Linked DNA regions of Homo sapiens: all the other regions are linked to region 3. Evidence: chromatin contacts called from ENCODE Hi-C or POLR2A ChIA-PET data. All regions are on one chromosome and are shown on one strand. The core of a region is the stretch at or near the end of the contact, and the rest is flanking DNA. Distances in the headings are between cores, read along the strand shown.

Region 1 (3,339 bases), core at 270-2,769, 420 kb after region 3:
ACAGCTCACACTGCTGGGGGAACCAGGCAGTAGGAGTTGGGCTGTAAGGAGCCCTCCTCAGAGCAAGGGGAAGAATCTCCGCAGTTTTTGTTGTTGAGTTTATTTGTCAGGCCCGAAGCTAAGTGCATCACACACGCTCCTTCATTTAACCTTCTCAATGGCTCTACGAGGTGGGCAGTATTATTCCTGTTTTACAGTTGAAGAAACTGAGGCACACCCAAGGCTCTTAGAAATGGTGAGACTTGCTGAGCTAGGACATGGCATAGCAGAGATTGAACACAGAGCCCACACTCTTAGTCCCTGTGCTGTTTATAGTAAGGCTCTCAGTCTCCTTGGCCTTAGCACCAGCTTTGTCATGAAGGCTGGAACCTCGTGGGCAGGACCTTGCATAGGCCTCCATATTGAGAGGGTATATGGAGAGAGGGCAGGGGACCTGCTCTTGTTTCTCTCTGGATTTAAACGTTCAGGCTGAGCAACCTTGCAGCTTAGTGTGGCATCTTGTGTTGCTCTGGATGTATGGAGCTTGTGCAGCTTCCCTGCCTGGCCAGAGGCCCTCTCCATAGATTTGTTTCCTCTTTGTGGCATTTTGTCCCTATGGAGAGGGCTTCTTAGAAACTGCACTGGGCAAAGCTGTGGATATCCAGAGGGCTGAACACCACTGACCTTCTCCCTGGCCCTGAATCTGGCTCTACATACAGCACCAGCTCTAGTCTCACTTGGCTCTGATTCCTGGGGTGGGAGTACATGGGGTATGTATGGGCTGACTCACTGTCCTTGGCTGGGAGAACTGGCGGCTGACCTACACCTTCCAGACCCTTGGGGGGCTTGATTCAGCACTAGCCATGCCTTTTGGAAGAGATGCAAGGCCATCGTCCCAGGAGACCTTTGGTCTAACATAGCCCGGTCCTTTCTTCAGGAAGAAAGCCTTCTTCGTGGCAGCAAGGCTGTGGGGGCTATGGGCGTCATCTCTGGGCAGTTGGGAAGATAGCCAAGGGCAGCTAATGGGAAGAAACGGGGTGTGGGTCTTTGCTATTTCTACTTTAAATAAAGTTGCTCCAAAAGAAACCTAAAATATCACTGACCTGTGGGTTTGAAAGAAACAGATGGGACGAAACTCTTCCAGACTCCCTAACCCACCGCTGTGCTACAACTCTCACTTCACACTTTTGAGGCCCACCTATTCCCATCAAGAAGAAATGTCTTTGAACATCTCTGAGGTTTATGTGGTTCCCTCTTTCTGAGAGATAATTTGTTGTTGACAGTTTTATTTTCTGGTTTCTTTGTGGGGCTGTGGAGAAACATCAAAGGGTGGAAAATGCCATTTTTACCTGTAAAGGAGGGCCCCACATTGTGCAGGAGGAAATAAACCAGACCCGGGCTCAGATGAATGGAGTGAGTACAAGCATTTGAGAGACAGAACAATTACGTGGATTTGATTTTCTTTGGGGAGGCTCTTCACAGTTTCCCATCTGTAAGGGAGCAAAAGAGGTTACAGCTGAAACTCAAAGCTGATCTGTTTTCACATTCCGCTCATGCGGGCTTCAGAGCCACACAATTTCACTTTCAATTACTTACCACACTTCATTGATCTCTGACTTACTTTGCAGCCATTGGTAGTCTTCCTATTAGACCCAGTTCCTTGGGGACAGAGCCCCCATCTTATACTTTTGTTCCCCACATAGAGCCGGACCTAGGCAGATCACATGCTCTTGCTCAGTACTTGGTCAAACACCTTTTCCTCACTGTTGATTCAAAATTTATTCAACGATGATTGACTAAATCCCAGGCAATGGTTATTTTTATAATAAGATGCTGGTGGTGAATCCACATACAGCAAGTACAGAATATGGAGATTACTGGGAGAGGAAGGATCATTTCAAAACAGGATTTGTGCACAGAGACGTTCACTAGAGTGTTGTTTATAACAGCAAAAAGTGGAGACAACTTAAGTGTTCCTCAGTAGGGAAAGTTGGGTAAATTATGGTACATGCATACAGACAGTGAGATAGTAAGCAGCCATATATATATATATATATATATATATTTTTTTTTTTTTTTTTTGAGACAGGGTCTTACTCACTCTGTCACCCAGGCTGGAGTGCAGTGGAGTGATCACGGCTCGCTGCAGCCTCTGCCTCCCAGGCACAAGCAATCCTCCCACCCCAGCCTCCGGAGTAGCTGGGATTAGAGGTACACGCCACCATGTCTGGCTAATTTATATATTTTTTGTAGAGACAAGGTTTGCCATGTTGCCCAGGCTGGTCTCAAACTCCTGGGCTCAAGCGATTTTCCTGCCTTGGCCTCCCAAAGTGCTGGGATTATAGGTGTGAGCTAATGTACTCGGCCAGTAAGCAGCTAGTTTAAAGAATAAGGTAGAGCCAAATGTTCAAAAAGATAACCAAGAAGAATTAGTCGGTATGATGCCATTTATGTAAAAAAGGACTAAAAGGATGCATATATATATACATACATGTGACACATACACAGAAAAATTTTGGAAGGATACACCAAAAACTTCATATTGGTTATCTCTGGGGAGTGGACTAAGAAGTCAGAAGTGGGACCGTTAGTCTGTTACTTAATTTTCCTGTTAGTACTTGAATTTTAAAATTATGACTGTATTATTGCTTTTATGTTTATTTTTTAAACAACAAACTAGTTAAACAAGCAAGCTATTTTTGGATGGCAATGAGAAAAGTTAACTCTAAAAGATGCCCTTCCCAGGGACAGGGGTGGGGCAAGGCAGAGTGGGGCGGAGAGGGAGGGCCCTGTTGAAGGCACACATTGCCCTTCACTCTGTGACTCTTGGCTCCCTCTGCTTTCGGTCGCTGGCCAAACCAAACAGCCTTCCAGCTCTGTCCCGTGAGGTGGAGATGAGACGGACCACGAAAATGTTCTGAATCACAGCCTTGGGGTGGCTTGAGTTAAGACTTCCTGGACATTCACCAACCACTGCCAGCTGCCACCAACCCTGCTCGGGAAGCCGGCCATGTACCCTACAGCACAGGACATGGATGGCACTGATCACATAGATAAGGACTCCTTAGTTTGGGGGTGAATCAAGTTACTGTCTCACTCAAAACCCGCCAATGGCCCACCTCTGCTTGTTGTGAGGTCCAAATTTACCTTGTATTAGCATTCAAGGCTTTGCATGGTTCAGCCCCACTCTTATCTTTTCAACCTCATTTGCTACGACTTCTCAGTATATGCCAACATGTACACCAGGACTGCCTGGGTTGGAATCTGGGCTGTGCTACTTACCACTGTGACAGTAGGTAAGTCAGTTGCCCCTTCAGTGCCTGTTTCCTTATCTGGAAAGCAGGGAGGATAAGAATAGCA
Region 2 (3,219 bases), core at 508-3,007, 370 kb after region 3:
AAAGGGGGCAGTTGGTATGAACTGCATGCTGGGGAGGGAGCGAGTGGGTGGGGGTTCGCATGACTCACTTTGGTGCTTTATCTGCTGGGTTGTGCCATCATGGGCAGAAGTCATTTGTAAAGTGGCCTTGTCTCAGGCATACTTTTGGATGTAAATGGACTGTTATCTCTGGAGGCAGTCTCCTGGGGGGTGAGAGTCCTGCTCTGGAGCTTTTAAGTAAACACCCAGTTAGATAAGCTTGCCCTGTAGGGAGTGTCAGGTGAAGGGAAGGTAAAAGATGATAATTGCATTTCTAAAGAGCTAAGTAGGAAGTGGGGAACAGGGAGAAAGGAGGAAACAGAGAAGATGGGAGAAATAAATAATGTAAAAAATAACTCATCCTCTATCTCTTAGAAAAATGGGAGTACTGTTATATTACCAGGGCTCCAAAACACAAATGTTTAATAAGTGGGAGAGTTTTGAAAGCAGCACCATTATTCTGAGGTTGATAATATCCAGGTTTGTGCTGTCTCCTATGGGTTAAAATGAAAAGGATGTATCCTACAGGTGACGGTAGGGACAGAGGCCCTCCCAGTAGTCACGTTAAGCTAGTACTGACAGAAAAAGGAAAAGCCTGTCCAGGTGGCTGGGCAACCCTGCAGCGAGGCATAGATGAGCTTGTAAATCAAAGGAAATGACCAAGGTGAGTCTCAATCCTTTTAGAGGTTTATTTTGCCAAGGTTGAGGACACATCTGAGAAAAAGGAACACAAAATCACAGGAACATCTGTGATCTGTGCTCTTTCCAAAGAGGGCTTGAGGACTTCAATATTTAAAGGGAAAGAGCAGGCAGTAGGGGAAAGTGGAAAGTAAAAAGGGAAGGTAGATAAAAGGGGAGAGTAGTTGCATTCTTTGGGGCCTTTGATCAGCATTCACTGAATGCGCATGTTACATTCGTGAAAGGAGGTCGTAGAGGAATAGTCAGTTATGCATTCGTCTAGTGCTTGGTGAATCTGCATTTTTACAAGATTAAATATAGGGTAGAGGAAGCGGTCAAATTGCATTTTTCTCCAGCGAGAGGAAGGATGACTCCTAGACCTGTCTTTGTCCCATACTTGGGAAGATAAGCTGTTAGTTTACATTGCCAAGATGAAATTCAACTGATCTGTTTTAGAGTAAAGATCTTGCGGGCCAACAAGGAATTTCCTTGGGGAGGTGTGTGGCCTTTGATCTTTGTAGCTATTTAGCAACAAAATGGGAGGCAGTGTTGCCTGACTCAGTTTCCAAGCTTGACTCTTCCCTTTGGCATAGTGAGTTTGGAGTCAAGAGATTTTTATTTTCCCTTCACAAGCTGAACAGGAGCCTTTGGAGAGAACGCTCTGGACCGGTGAGTGAGCCATGAGGTCGGGCCACAGGCTCTGAAGTCGTGAAGCCTTGGGACGGAGCGGGTGGTGCTTCGAGGTCAGTGTCACGGGAGGGAGGTCAGGGTCAGGGTCAGACGTGGAGCCCCGTGGAGTGCGGAGTGGTGACCCCTTCGTTCGGGGGCGGAGGGATGACTGAGCATTTATAACTTTTGTGTATCTCCCCGTGGGTGCAGCCCTTGGCCAGCGAGATGCTTTGACACAGCCCCTTAAGATGTTTTAAGGGCTATCCCATAAAGCCGGGAAGGCACAACGGGTGGAGCTGGCGGCCGCCGGGGGCAGGCACTTTTGAGCTAAGGAGGAAGCGGGGGAGGGAAGGAGGGCGGGAAGGACGCGCCACCTACTTCCTGAATCCCCTGCAAACCCCAGAGGAGCTCGGCCTGCGCTGCGCCACGATGTCCGGGGAGTCAGCCAGGAGCTTGGGGAAGGGTGAGGCCTGCCCGCCGCGAAGAGGGGGTGATCTCGGCGACCCCCGGCGGCATGTTCGAGGCTGCTCCGGGAGCCCAGCCGCCCGGGAGCGCCCCACCGGCGGGGAACGGGTCGGAGCTGCAGTGGGACGCGGGGGCGGTGGGATACGGGGGGTCTCGACACCTCTCTGGGCCGTAATCGCCTTCGCTTCTCCCCGGCAGGAAGCGCGCCCCCGGGGCCGGTCCCGGAGGGCTCGATCCGCATCTACAGCATGAGGTTCTGCCCGTTTGCTGAGAGGACGCGTCTAGTCCTGAAGGCCAAGGGAATCAGGTGGGCACCCAGGCGGGGGACGCTCCCCGAGCCGTCCGGGAGCCTGCTGCAGGCGGCGGGGTGGGGTGGGGTCTCAGCCCCCTTCTACCCCCCTCCCACCAGCGTCCTTTACTGCACATTAAACTATTCTCGGCCCTTTGGAAAATAGCAAGTTATAGGCCATTCCCCTAGGAAAAATAGGCCACAGATTCCAACGGTCTAGGACACCTCATTTAGATTAACCAACCATTTAATGGATTAGAAAAGCTGAGGCTCCAGTGATGTTAGTGATTTGCCCGGTAATAACCGGCAGCAGCTCTTTTAGCTTTGGTAGGTCACGAATTCCTGGTCCAGAGTCCTTTCGCTTTCGCCCTATTGTGATTTCCCGTTCTTATTCCAGCTTAACTGTTAGTTGTTATTCTGAATGTATTGTTCCCTCCTAGAATAGTAATTTACCCCAGTACAGCAGAGTTTAGACCCTGACCCTCCTAGGGTAGTGCTGAGTTTACTGCACATATTCCTGTGGATTGGGCTGTTGGTTGAGTCAAATAGAGGGAAGTGTCTGTCTAGCTCATCCTTCTGCAGAGCCTGTTTTGAAACTAGCATAGTTTTTGACTTACGGGCTATCCACAGGATATGTGCAACAGTCACTTGACTTTTCTCTGACACCAAGTATCCATTGGAACCACTTCCCTTCCCATGACCTTTGGATGTCTGTTGATTAGACATTTATTAGATACCTTTGGTGTGGAAGGTTCTGTGGAAGTTTAAAACAAACCCCCTATTCTTAAGGAATTTTCTGTCTGTGTGCTTAGTGTTTGTGAACTAATTTTAGTCTTCTAAGGGGATAATCTTTAGGGGTAGGCAATTATTTTCCCTAAAAGAAAGGTAAAATGCATTTAAAAAATACATTTGAAGGGGATTTGTCATTACTTCACTAAGAAATGCATCTCATTTGGATGAGATTATGATTCTGAACACATAGAGTACTTACTATTTCATAATGTTTCTCAAAAACACTGTCATATTTGCTGTGATAGAACTCTTTTATTGTACTAAGAGAAATCTAATGTAACCAAAATTGAAAAAAGACATTTTTTGGT
Region 3 (3,042 bases), core at 476-2,975:
TGGATCATAATTATGCACTGAGTACTCTTCTAACTTTCTAAATGCCAATTCATTTACTTCTTATAAAAACCCATCTTGTAGGTACTATTATTATCCCCACTTTGCATTTAAAGAACCCAAGGCACTTGCCCAACATTACACAGCTAGCAAGTGGCAAAGCCGGGATTCAAACCTAGGCAAGGTGGCTCCAGAGCACAGCTCCTCACAATGCCGCCACATTGCCCATCTTCAGAGAACAAGTATCAATCCTTCAGGGACCTAAGACAGGCTTGATGTTCATAGTCCTTTCATTATTGAAGGGTTAGCCTTTGTGAGACACTCATAAATGACTTCAAGTCCTTCTACCAATCATCCTGACAAGGAAAAACTCCAGGCTATATTCTGTTTGAAAGGCTAGAAAGGAACTAAAGGCCCAGTAGGTATGGTTAGACTGAGGGTCGGATATTTACCTATACATGTAACAGCATGCTGTCCAGCTAATGAAAAGACGTAGGCACTTTCATGTGTACTGTTGACCTCTAGAAGGCAATGTTAGATCTAAAATACAAGGTGTAGGACAATGTATATCGTCGGCTAAACTTCACTTGTGTTTTCTGTCAAGGATAAATAATATGATATGTTTGTAAGTGCATATCTGTATAGTTTATCCCTGATAGAAAACACATATCCAACAGGATATGCAAGTAACTAATAACAACCACTGCCTTTGGAGAGGGGAACACAGAAGCTGGGGCTCAGTGCTGGGAGGGAGTCTGGCTTTTTGGAGTGGATTTTTGCACTGCTTGGCTTTTCATGAGGGGCATACGTTACTATTCTGAATTGCTATGTTATAACATTATGAAGCGGGGTGGTCACAGCAGGTTCCAACACAGTCCTTATAACATCTTTTATCAGCATTCTCAGTAGCTCAGGCTTCAGAATTCAGCTCCTGGGAGTGTAGTAGTGCCAGGTGATTGGCTAGTGGCTTTTAGAGGCTCCCATTCACAGACTGAGTGGCAGGGCCTGTCCACTTGATGAGCTGTGGGTAGATGTAGATGTTAAACCTGCTACTTTCAGGACACTTCAGAGAGCCAAGTCCAAATGAAATGTGAATTCTTTTCATGTGCTTTACTAGCCCTAGGGTTCAATCCATTCTATTCCTAATGCAGATGAAAATAAGAACCTGGCCAGGAGGCCTGCGAATAGGGTGACTGCAGAGATGTTATCTTGGGAGCATCTTCTCATCCCTTCTTGGCTGAGGAATCCCACATTGCACTGCTCTCAAAAGCTCCTTCAATTGTGGACAGATGGGCTTTTCCCTCAACTAAAGGATATTTGCTTTTATTGTTCTGAATGAAGTGAACAAAGTCCATTCACTTGCACTGAAATAATATATTGCTTTGAGTTTATTTTAAGAGCTGCTGTCACACCACTCTGGGATCCGACCTCATGGTTTCTTAAAGGCTAACTAGGGCTGTCTACCATAAACACCAGTGCTGGAAACCTGGCCCAGCTTCACCCACTGACTCAACCTGGCACAGGTCCAGGCCCCAGGGATGTATGGGCCGAAGGACTGGAGGTGGAGTTCACTGGCAGATCAGGGACCTGGGGTCATTAACAAACTTTTCCAACACTTCTTATTATAGTATGTGTTTGCAAAAGCTAGACTTTGAAAAGTCGCCTTTAAGACCGGTCAGTTTACATAGGATTTAAAGATAGACTAATGCTTCCTTCTCTAACTAGTGTGGAAATGGTATTGTTCCTTGTCAGAGTAGCTACAGTTTCAGTGTCTAACCACTAGGGGCTGAACTAACTCTACCAAAACTATTTTCTAAACCATGTCTTTTGCAAATTAACAGTTTCCAAGATGACTGAATTACACCGTTCATAAACAGTCATGTCTAGAACCATCCCTTCCAACACTGAAAGGCTTTGATGTTAGAATAGAGGGAAATGTCAGGTTTGTGTTCAAAGAAGGGGGGCAAGCATGAAATAGGAAATAACACAAATCAGAGAGAACATGAGAAGCAGAATGACATCAAAACGTCCTAGTGTGGTGACCTCACTGTATCAGAATTCCTTGTCTAGCCCCCACCTCATCCTCTATGGAAACAAAATCCCCAGGGTAGAATCTGGGCTCTGAATGTTCAGAGGGCTCCAAGGTTGAATCTTATGTACAGCCAAGATCACAACAACTGTGCTAGCCCAACACTCCTTTAGAGAGGAGATGGAGGCTCAGGGAGGGCAGGTACTTTGACTATCACCTTTCCAAGTCACTACTGGGAAAAGTCCCGGGTCTCCTGACTCTCCATCCAGTGCTCCCCGGGAGACAGTATCCCCTTCCAGGGCACCAGGGCATCACTTGTACATTATACCACTTACGATTTGGTTTCTGGCAGTCCTGCTGAATGATCCGGTGGATCTTTCTGTGCAGGTCTTTGTCTTCTCTGGTTACCTAAATAGGAAAAATAGTTGAGAGAGAGAGTGTTCTTAGGTAACACAGCAGTTGTGTCATCCAGACTTCCAAATTAGTATTCAGGATAGTTTCTAAAGATTACATAATAATCATCTTCCCTACACCATTAATGTGGTGTTTGATACTTGGCCTAGTGTCAAACCAGTTCTGCCCAGAGGACACGTCCTTGGGAGTTGGTTCATTGGGGCAATGAGGTTAAAACAAAAAAAAAGCTGGAATTGCATACTTTTAAGGGACAACTTTCTTCTTCAACACTCATAACACATTTTTGTTATTTGTTGTTATAGTTTTGAGCGAGGCACAGTGATCAAGGCCTCCAATCTCCACCCCATGACTCCTTCTTCTGGGCCCTGACACCTGTCTTGTGTTGCATCAGTTTTCTTGCTTCTCCCAACCACAAGGAAAAATAAAAGGAGAAAAAAAAAAAAAAAACCCTGCAAGGACAGGCTAGCATGAGAGTAAAGCTAGCCTATCCACTGAAACACATTCTGCTCTCAAAGGTAGACATAACTTAGTCTTTTTCTTTTTCCTTTTTTTTTTTTTTTTTTTTTTTTGAGACGGAATCTCACTCTTATCGCCCAGGCTGG

The links. Hi-C counts contacts between places; a loop is a spot of excess contacts on that map. ChIA-PET counts read pairs that join two places held with the same protein, here RNA polymerase II (POLR2A). Pooled maps may share reads with other maps.
Region 1: a pooled map shows a loop between it and region 3 (3-fold over the local background). The contact joins two enhancer-like sites. A Hi-C loop is called at or near these places in 5 of 50 pooled maps. POLR2A ChIA-PET finds 5 or more read pairs at or near these places in 2 of 52 experiments (WTC11 and activated T-cell).
Region 2: a map of HCT116 shows a loop between it and region 3 (4-fold over the local background). The contact joins the promoter of GSTO1 here to the enhancer-like site in region 3. A Hi-C loop is called at or near these places in 7 of 168 maps with a recorded cell type or tissue (A673, CD4-positive, alpha-beta memory T cell, CD8-positive, alpha-beta T cell and 4 more), 4 of 37 single-sample maps with no recorded cell type and 19 of 50 pooled maps. POLR2A ChIA-PET finds 5 or more read pairs at or near these places in 7 of 52 experiments (AG04449, BJ, HEK293T and 4 more).

What each region holds. Positions count from the first base shown.
Region 1 is chr10:104,307,288-104,310,626 of GRCh38, forward strand. ITPRIP (inositol 1,4,5-trisphosphate receptor interacting protein) reads right to left here. Exons shown (of 2, transcript NM_001272013.2): 2 at 2,413-3,339. Among named protein-coding and RNA genes, the nearest start is that of ITPRIP-AS1, 14 kb to the right of the region's middle. Within about 2 kb of position 1,520, at least 7 of the 41 ENCODE cell types and tissues checked have a DNase peak (open chromatin) inside an H3K27ac peak, as active enhancers do.
Region 2 is chr10:104,253,135-104,256,353 of GRCh38, forward strand. It overlaps GSTO1 (glutathione S-transferase omega 1), which reads left to right and starts at 1,758. Exons shown (of 6, transcript NM_004832.3): 1 at 1,758-1,828; 2 at 2,029-2,137. The coding sequence starts at 1,795. The region is part of intron 1 of LOC124902497 (a long non-coding RNA gene); the gene reads right to left. RefSeq lists enhancers at 926-1,440, 1,775-1,834 and silencers at 1,905-2,164, 2,655-2,704.
Region 3 is chr10:103,886,711-103,889,752 of GRCh38, forward strand. STN1 (STN1 subunit of CST complex) reads right to left here. Exons shown (of 10, transcript NM_024928.5): 9 at 2,362-2,434. Among named protein-coding and RNA genes, the nearest start is that of STN1, 30 kb to the right of the region's middle. Within about 2 kb of position 1,726, at least 22 of the 41 ENCODE cell types and tissues checked have a DNase peak (open chromatin) inside an H3K27ac peak, as active enhancers do; they include HCT116, where a contact is called at or near this core.